Regions from separate parts of the Homo sapiens genome. Here region 2 is linked to region 1. Evidence: read pairs that join two places in POLR2A ChIA-PET (ENCODE). Cell type or tissue: OCI-LY7. All regions are shown on one strand. Links, peaks and the distances in the headings refer to the core of each region. The heading gives the core; the rest is flanking DNA.

The links. ChIA-PET counts read pairs that join two places held together with the same protein. Peaks named below come from ENCODE experiments on the same cell type or tissue, not always from the same donor. Only the 100,000 strongest peaks of a DNase experiment are listed, where the experiment ranks them.
Region 2: POLR2A ChIA-PET joins it to region 1 with 5 read pairs; 2 of 35 experiments call an interaction of 5 or more read pairs at or near these places.

The regions. Positions count from the first base shown.
Region 1 is chr11:130,852,745-130,857,141 of GRCh38, reverse strand. LINC02551 (long intergenic non-protein coding RNA 2551) reads left to right here. Exons shown (of 6, transcript NR_125383.1): 3 at 2,250-2,415. Among named protein-coding and RNA genes, the nearest start is that of LINC02551, 7.2 kb to the left of the region's middle. In OCI-LY7, for the core only: no CTCF peak of the experiment used is centred there; a DNase peak (open chromatin) is centred at 2,471.
Region 2 is chr11:130,958,357-130,962,753 of GRCh38, reverse strand. No RefSeq gene overlaps it. Among named protein-coding and RNA genes, the nearest start is that of SNX19, 44 kb to the right of the region's middle. In OCI-LY7, for the core only: no CTCF peak of the experiment used is centred there; no DNase peak of the experiment used is centred there.

The DNA of each region.
Region 1 (4,397 bases), core at 276-4,275:
AAGGTAGTTTATAGATTACCCCATCAAGCTAACAATGAGTTAATTCACAGAATTGGAAAAAACTACTTTAAAGTTCATATGGAACCAAAAAAGAGCCCACATTGTCAAGACAATCCAAAGCAAAAATAACAAACCTGGAGGCATCGTGCTACCTGACTTCAAACTATACTACAAGGCTACAGTAACCAAAACAGCATGGTACTGGTACCAAAACAGAGATGTAGACCAATGGAACAGAACAGAGGCCTAAGAAATAACACCACACATCTACAACCATCTGATCTTTGACAAACCTAACAAAAACAAGAAATGGGGAAAGGATTCCCTATTTAATAAATGGTGCTGGGAAAACTGGCTAGCCATATGTAAAAAGCTGAAACTGGATCCTTTCCTTACACCTTATACAAAATTAATTCAAGATGGATTAAAGACTTAAATGTAAGACCTAAAACCATAAAAACCCTAGAAGAAAACCTAGGCAATACCATTTAGGACATAGGCATGGGCAAGGACTTCATGACTAAAACACCAAAAGCAACGGCAACAAAAGCCAAAATAGACAAATGGGTTCTAACTAAACTAAAGAGCTTCTGCACAGCAAAAGAAACTACCATCAGAGTGAACAGCCAACCTACAGAATGAGAGAAAATTTCTGCAATCTGCCCATCTGACAAAGGGCTAATATCCAGAATCTACAAAGAACATAAACAAATTTACAAGAAAAAAACCAAACAGCCCCATCAAAAAGTGGGCAAAAGATATGAACAGATACTTCTCAAAAGAAGACATTTATGCATCCAACAGAGACATGAAAAAAATGCTCATCATCACTGGTCATCAGAGAAATGCAAATCAAAACCACAATGATACCATCTCACACCACTCAGAATGGCGATCATTAAAAAGTCAGGAAACAACAGGTGCTGGAGAGGATGTGGAGAAATAGGAACATTTTTACACTATTGGTGGGAGTGTAAACTGGTTCAACCATTGTGGAAGACAGTGTGGTGATTCCTCAAGGATCTAGAACTAGAAATACCATTTGACCCAGCAATCCCATTACTGGGTATATATCCAAAGGATTATAAATCATGCTAGTATAAAGACATATGCACATGTATGTTTATTGCGGCACTATTCACAATAGCAAAGACTTGGAACCAACCCAAATGTCCATTAATGATAGACTGGATTAAGAAAATGTGGCACATATACACCATGGAATACTATGCAGCCACGAAAAAGGATGAGTTTATGTCCTTTGTAGGGACATGGATGAAGCTGGAAACCATCATTCTGAGCAAACTATCACAAGGACAGAAAACCAAACACCACATGTTCTCACTCATAGGTGGGAACTGAACAATGAGAATACTTGGGCACAGGGCAGGGAACATCACACACTGGGGCCTGTCAGGGGCTGGGGGAGGGATAGCATTAGGAGAAACACCTAATGTAAATGACGAGTTAATGGGTGCAGCAAACCAGTATGGCACATGTATACATATGTAACAAACCTGCACATTGTACACATGTACCCTAGAACTTAAAGCATTATTTTTTTAAAAAAGTATGTAAAAAAAGAATTATTGGTCTTTGGTTTGATTCCTTCTCACTGCATACACATCAATCAGGAAGTCAACACATATAGAGTGAGCTCTTCCTTTGGGTGGGCACTGTGCTGAGGGCATCTTGATGGACCCAGCACTCACAGCCCCACTTTCAAGGACCTGCAGGCTGTTCAGCTGACCCCCACTTCTGTTTTAAGCTTTTAAACTTCTGTGTGGTTCCATTCCTTGTCCACCCAAAGTTCTACTTGTTCATGTGGTTGTTAGGTATAGAGATGGGAAAATGCATATGAATATACAATACAGAGATGTGTTACATATGTGAACTTGGAAGACTGGGACTAGGATGCCGTCTGTCTCTAGTGTCATATTCCATTTTTAAAGGAGGGAAGGTATAAATGTATTTCTACCAACATGGAGATTCATTAGGAGAAAGGGGCAGAGAATCAGATTCTGAAAAGGAGCCACTATAAATACTGTAACCAAACAGAATCCGCCAGACTAGAGGGAATTGCACCTCCTCACTGCACAAGATTAGCTAATGCGGGTGAAGCTATTGGAGTGCTTCTGAAGAAATCAAAATTTTGTTATTATGATTATACTGTTAGATATTTCTTTCTTGAGATTCTAAATGAATTTGTTTAATGCCTTATTGGTCCATTCCTGCATCTCTGCTTCCAGAAGCCAAGAACAAGTTCTCTGGATCACATAGGCTCCTCTGCTGCTTCCTCAGAAACAGAGATGGTACTTGGTGCCGAAGAAAGAGACAGAGACTGGGAAGGAGAAGGAAGTCAGCAGAAAGAAGAAAGACGCACAGGAAAGAGAGAAGGGTAGCTAAAAGAAAGAGGTAAGAACAGATCTCAGTTCTTCATTTCTGCTTGAGGACTCATTGAAGCATTGCATTGGTTTAGGAGAGCAAATGAGGTGTGACGTGTTATAGAAAGTGGATCTTAAAGCTCTTACTATAAATAACCCATAATAAGTAAAACTTTTGCTAGGCAAGAAAAAAGTATCTAAAGAGAAAAGAGACATTGACTACGTAGAACAGATCATTATTGTAGAAATGGGAAGGGCCAAACCATTCTCATCCTTAGCATACATTTCCCCCTCTCTAAGGTGATTGACCATGAGTTTGTTTGGGAACTGTTTGGTTTTAGCGGTGAAAGTCTTGGATCCCCAGCAACTCCCTCAGGCCCAAGCAAACCAGGATGGTAGGTCACCCTACCCCTGCCTGAAATGTCCTCCTCCCATGCCACCCCTGTCCCCTCACCTCTTAGTGAAGGTGTCCAGCTGCGAGTTTAAACTCAGTCTCCTCCACAGAACGTTCCATGATCCTCAAGCAGAACTTGTTCTTGTCTCTGTGTTCCACGGGGCCTTTTACATAACTCAACAATAGCGCTTACTGATTGTACACTGTTTCCCACTAAAATGTCTTTCTCTCTGATACAGTATAAACTCTTTAAAAGTAATAATCTCATATTTGAATCTTTGATACCCAAATAAACATTTGCTGATTATATGAATGAATAAACAAAGGAGCAAAGGAAGTTTGAGAAAACCATAAATTATTCACCAGTAAATATTAAACATTACTTGAGATATTCCCACCCGCACTGAACTACCTGGACGTGATAACAAATTCTGAAGGTCTGGATCACAGGCAGACAAACAGGAATGCTTGGAAGGCAGAAGCCTCCCACACAAAATTTTTCACCTGCTGCTAATATGCTACCCATAGTTTCCACCATTAAAAATCTATTATTTTGGGTTAAGCCAAATTTCTCCCTTGCATAGGACCTGCCAAGACTATTGTTTAAAATCTTATTTTGCTATTCACCCAGGTGACTGGCTTAACATTCATAGCAATCACCCCAGCATTGAGGTCTTGCTCAAATAGCCCCAGGTACCTGGCAACATAGAAACAGCTATATTTCCAGATGATAAATACCTCAATTACAAGGATTAAAATGTTCTCTGGGGTATTCTATTTTTAAGTGGTTTGGTCCCAAAAGACCCCGAGCAAAGACTTTGCTATTATTTTTTTGCTTACAATTGGGCTAGGAGGAGGACTGGGTCTCATCTGCTCCTGGGAGCTAAGTGGCTTCCCTAAGCTTGGACTTAAAGTGTTCTGTGGGAAGTGTGTTTCTTTCCAGAAGTGGGTGGAAGGTGGAGGGGTAGGAACCATGTTGGGCACATTTATGAAGAGAGAGTGTGACAGACCTCTGTAAGTGCTGGCAATGAAAAGGTCTGGAAAGCAATGTAGTCTGAGAGGGAACATTACATGATCAGAGGGAAAGAGGTTTCTTTGTGGGCAAAAGGAGGTAAGACATAAGAAGTCAGAGAGAATGGTCTTCAGAATAAATATCCAGAACCTCACTTGAAAACACCAGGAAGATAACACGGTGGCCCCGAGCAGAGAGGAGAGGCAACACAAGATTACATTTGCAGACTTAGTCATGAAATTGTATAATTTGAGGCCTAATTTGTTTTGAATGTCCCTGCCTTTTTGGTCTCTTTAGTTTATAATCTAAAACCATCTTGTGAAATAGTTTGAACCTGGATGTAAGTTGAACATGAAACACAGCTAAGTGTGAAAGAGAGTAAGTGTGCCACAAATCTGAATGAGAAATAGCTTAAGACCATTCAATAATTCCCTAACTGGAACACTAAGTGAAGGGCGTGGAGCAAACTTTCACAGCTCCATTCACCTGGCAGCCTGGGGTACAGAGGGGCTAGGGAGGGTATGGGGCAGAGCTCTGCCTGCTGTGGTGAGAACTCGCCGTGGGGACTGCGCAGGCCCAGCGCTGGACCAGGCGGACGGATTCCTGC
Region 2 (4,397 bases), core at 208-4,207, 110 kb before region 1:
AAATAGCACGATGAATGGAATGGTACCTCACATCTCAATACCAACATTGAATGTAAATGGTCTAAATGCTCCACTTAAATGATACAGAATTGCAGAATGGATAAGAATTCACCAACCAACTATCTGCTGCCTTCAGGAGGCTCACCTAACACATAAGGACTCACATAAACTTACAATAAAGGGGTGGAAAAAGACATTTCATGCAAATGGACACAAAAAGCAAGCAGGAGTAGCTATTTTTATATCAGACAAAACAAACTTTAAAGCAACAGCAGTTTAAAAAGACAAAGAGGGTATTACATGATGATAAAAGGCCTTGTCCAACAGGAAAATATCACAGTCCTAAACATATACACATCTAACACTGGAGCTTCCAGATTTATAAAACAATTACTAGTAGACCTAAGGAATGAGATACACAGCAACACAATATTAGTGGGAGAATTTAATACTCCATTGACAGCACTAGACAAGTCATCAAGACAAAAAGTCAACAAAAAAACAATGGATTTAAACTATACCCTGGAACAAATGAACTTAACAGTTGTATATAGAACATTCCATCCAACAACTGCAGAATATACATTCTATTCAACAGTGCATGGAACTTTCTCCAAGATACACCATATGATAGGCCACAAAATGAGTATCAATAAATTTAAGAAAATTGAAATTATATCAAGCACTCTCTCAGACCACAGTAGTATAAAATTGGAAATCAAATCTAAAAGGAACCTTCAAATCCAAAAGGAACCTTCAAATCCAAAAGGAAACTTCATAACCTTCATATAAAATTGGAAATCAAATCCAAAAGGAACCTTCATTAAATAACCTGCTCCGAATGATCATTGAGTCAAAAATCAAATCAAAATGGAAATATAAAAATTATTCTAACTGAATGACACCAGTGACACAACCTATCAAAACATGTGGAATACACCAAAGGCAGTGCTAAGAGGAAAGTTCATAGCCCTAAATGTCTGCATCAAAAAGTCTGAAAGAGCACAAACAGACAATCTAACGTCACACCTCAGGGAACTAGAGAAACAAGAACAAACCAAACCCAAACCCAGCAGAAGAAAGGACATAACCAAGATCAGAGCAAAACTAAGTGAAATTGAAACAAAAAAATACAAAGATAAATGAAGCAAAAACCTGGTTCTTTGAAAAGATAAATAAAATTGATAGACCATTAGGAAGATTAACCAAGAAGAGAAGACAGAAAATCCAAATAAGCTCAATAAGCAACGAAATGGAAGATATTACAACTGACACCACAGAAATACAAAAGATCATTCAAGGTTACTATGAACACCTTTATGCACATAACCTAGAAAACCTAGAAGAAATGCATAAACTCCTGGAAAGATACAACCCTCCTAGCTTAAATTAGGAAGAATTAGATACCATGAACAAAGCAATAACAAGAATCAAGATGCAAGATTTAAATGGTAATTTAAAAATTATCAACAAAAAATGTTCGGGACCAGATGGATTCACAGCAGAATTCTACCAGCCATTCAAAGAAGAATTGGTACCAATCTTATTAACACTATTCCACAAGATAGAGAAAGAGAGAACCCTCCTTAAATAATTCTATGAAGCCAGTATCATCCTAATACCAAAACCAGGAAAGGACATAACCAAAAAAGAAAACTACAGACCAATATCCCTAATGAACATAGATGCTAAAATCCTTAACAAAATACTAGCTAACTGAATCCAACAACATGTTAAAAGGATAAATCACCATGATCAAGTGGGTTTCATACCAGGGATGCAGGGATGGTTTAACATACACAAGTCAATAAATGTGATACCCCACATAAACAGAATTTAAAACAAAAATCACATGATCCTCTCAATAGATGCAGAAAAAGCACTCAATGAAATCCAGCATGACTTTATGATTACAATTCTCAGCAAAATAGGCATACAAGGGACATATCTCAAGGTAATAAAAGCCATCTACGACAAACCCACAGCCAATATAATACTGAATGGGGAAAAGTTGAAAGCATTCCCTCTGAAAACTGGAAGAAGACAAGGATGCCCATTCTCAACACTCCTCTTCAACATAGTACTGGAAGTCCTAGCCAGAGCAATCAGACAAGAAAACGAAATAAAGGGCATCCAAATTGGTAAAGAGGAAGTCATACTCTTGCTGTTTGCTGATGATATTATTGTTTACCTAGAAAACCCCAAAGACTCCTCCAGAAAGCTCCCAGAACTGACAAAAGAATTCAGTGAAGTTTCCAGATACAAAATTAATGTACACAAATCAATAGCTCTTCTATACACCAACAGTGACCAAGCTGAAAATCAAATAAAAAAGTCAACCCCTTTTACAACAGCTGCAAAAAAAAAAAAAAAAAAAACTTAGAACTTTCCTAACTAAGGAGGTGAAAGACTTCTACAAGGAAAACTACAAAACACTGCTGAAAGAAATCATAGGCGACACAAACAAATGGAAACACATCCCACGCTCATGGATGGGTAGGATCAATATTGTGAAAATGACCATACTGGCAAAAGCAATCTACAAATTTAATGCAATTCCCATCAAAATACCACCATCATTCTTCACAGAATTAGAAACAAACAATTCTAAAATTCATATGGAACTGAAAAAGAGCCCACATAGCTAAAGCAAGACTAAGCAAAAAGAACAAATCTGGAGACATCACAGTACCTGACTTCAAACTATACTATAAGGCCATAGTCACCAAAACAGCATGGTACTTGTATAAAAATAGGCACTTAGACCAACGGAATAGAATAAAGTACCCAGAAATAAACCCAAATACTTACAGCCAACTGATCTTTGATGGAGCAAACAAAAACATAAAGTGGGGAAAGGACACCCTTTTCAAGAAATGGTGCTGGGATAGTTGGCTAGCCACATGTAGGAGAATGAAATTGGATCATCATCTCTCACCTTACACAAAAATCAACTCAAGATGGATTAAGGACTTAAATCTAAGACCTGAAACTATAAAAATTCTAGAAGATAACATTGGAAAAACCCTTCTAGATCTTGGCTTAGGCAAGGATTTCATGACCAAGAACACAAAAGCAAATGCAATAAATACAAAGATAAATAGCTGGGACTTAAGTAAAATCAAGAGCTTTTGCACAGCAAAAAGAACAATCAGCAGAGTAAACAGACAACCCACAGAGGAGGAGAAAGTCTTCACAATCTATACATCAGACAAAGGACTAATATCCAGAATCTACAACGAACCGAAACAAATCAGCAAGAAAAAACAAACAGTCCCATAAAAAAATGGGCTAAGGACACGAGTAGACAATTCTCTAAAGAAGATATACAAATAGCCAACAAACATGAAACAATGCTCAGCATCACTAATGATCAAGGAAATGCAAATCAAAACCACAATGTGACACCACCTTCCTCCTGCAAGAATGACCATAACTGAAAAATCAAAAAATAGTAGATGTTGGCGTGGATGTGTTGAACAGGGAACACTTCTACACTGCTGGTTGGAATGTAAACTAGTACAAGCACTATGGAAAACAGTGTGGAAATTCCTTAAAGAACTAAAAGTACCATTTGATCCAGCAATCCCACTACTGGATATCTACCCAGAGGAAAATAAATCATTATATGAAAAAAATACTTGCACATGGATGTTTACAGCAGCGCAAGTTGCAATTGCAAAAACGTGGAACCAACCCAAATGTCCATCATTCAATGAGTGGATAAAGAAACTGTGAGACACATATATAGATATACGTATATTATATATATATATTCCTATATTTTTTATATATATATATAATGGAATACTACTCAGCCATAAAAAGGAATGAATTAATGGTATTTGCAGTGACCTGGATGAGATTGGAGACTATTATTCTAAGCGAAGTAACTCAGGAATGGAAAACCAAACGTCGTATGTTCTCTCTCATAAGTGGGAGCTAAGCTGTGAGGATACAAACGCATAAGAATGACACAATGGACTTTGAAGACTCAGGGAAAAGGGTGGGAAGGGAAGGGAATTAAGGATAAAAGACTACAAATAGGGTGTGGTGTATACTGCTCGGGTGATGGGTGCACCAAAATCTCACAAATCACCACTAAAGAACTTACCCATGTAACCAAACACCACCTATTCCCCAATAACTTATAGAAATATAAATAAAATAAAAGTTGAAATTATTTTTAAAAAATAGATCATCCTGGCTGGGTATGGTGGCTCATGCCTGTAATCCCAGCACTTTGGGAGCCCGAGGTGGGAGGATCACTTAAGCCCAGGAGTTAGAGGCCACCCTGGGCAACGTAGTGAGAACTCGTCTCTACAAAACAAAATTTAAAAATTAGCTGAGCATGGTAGCATGTGCCTATAGTCCCAGCTATGCAGGAGGCTGAGGTG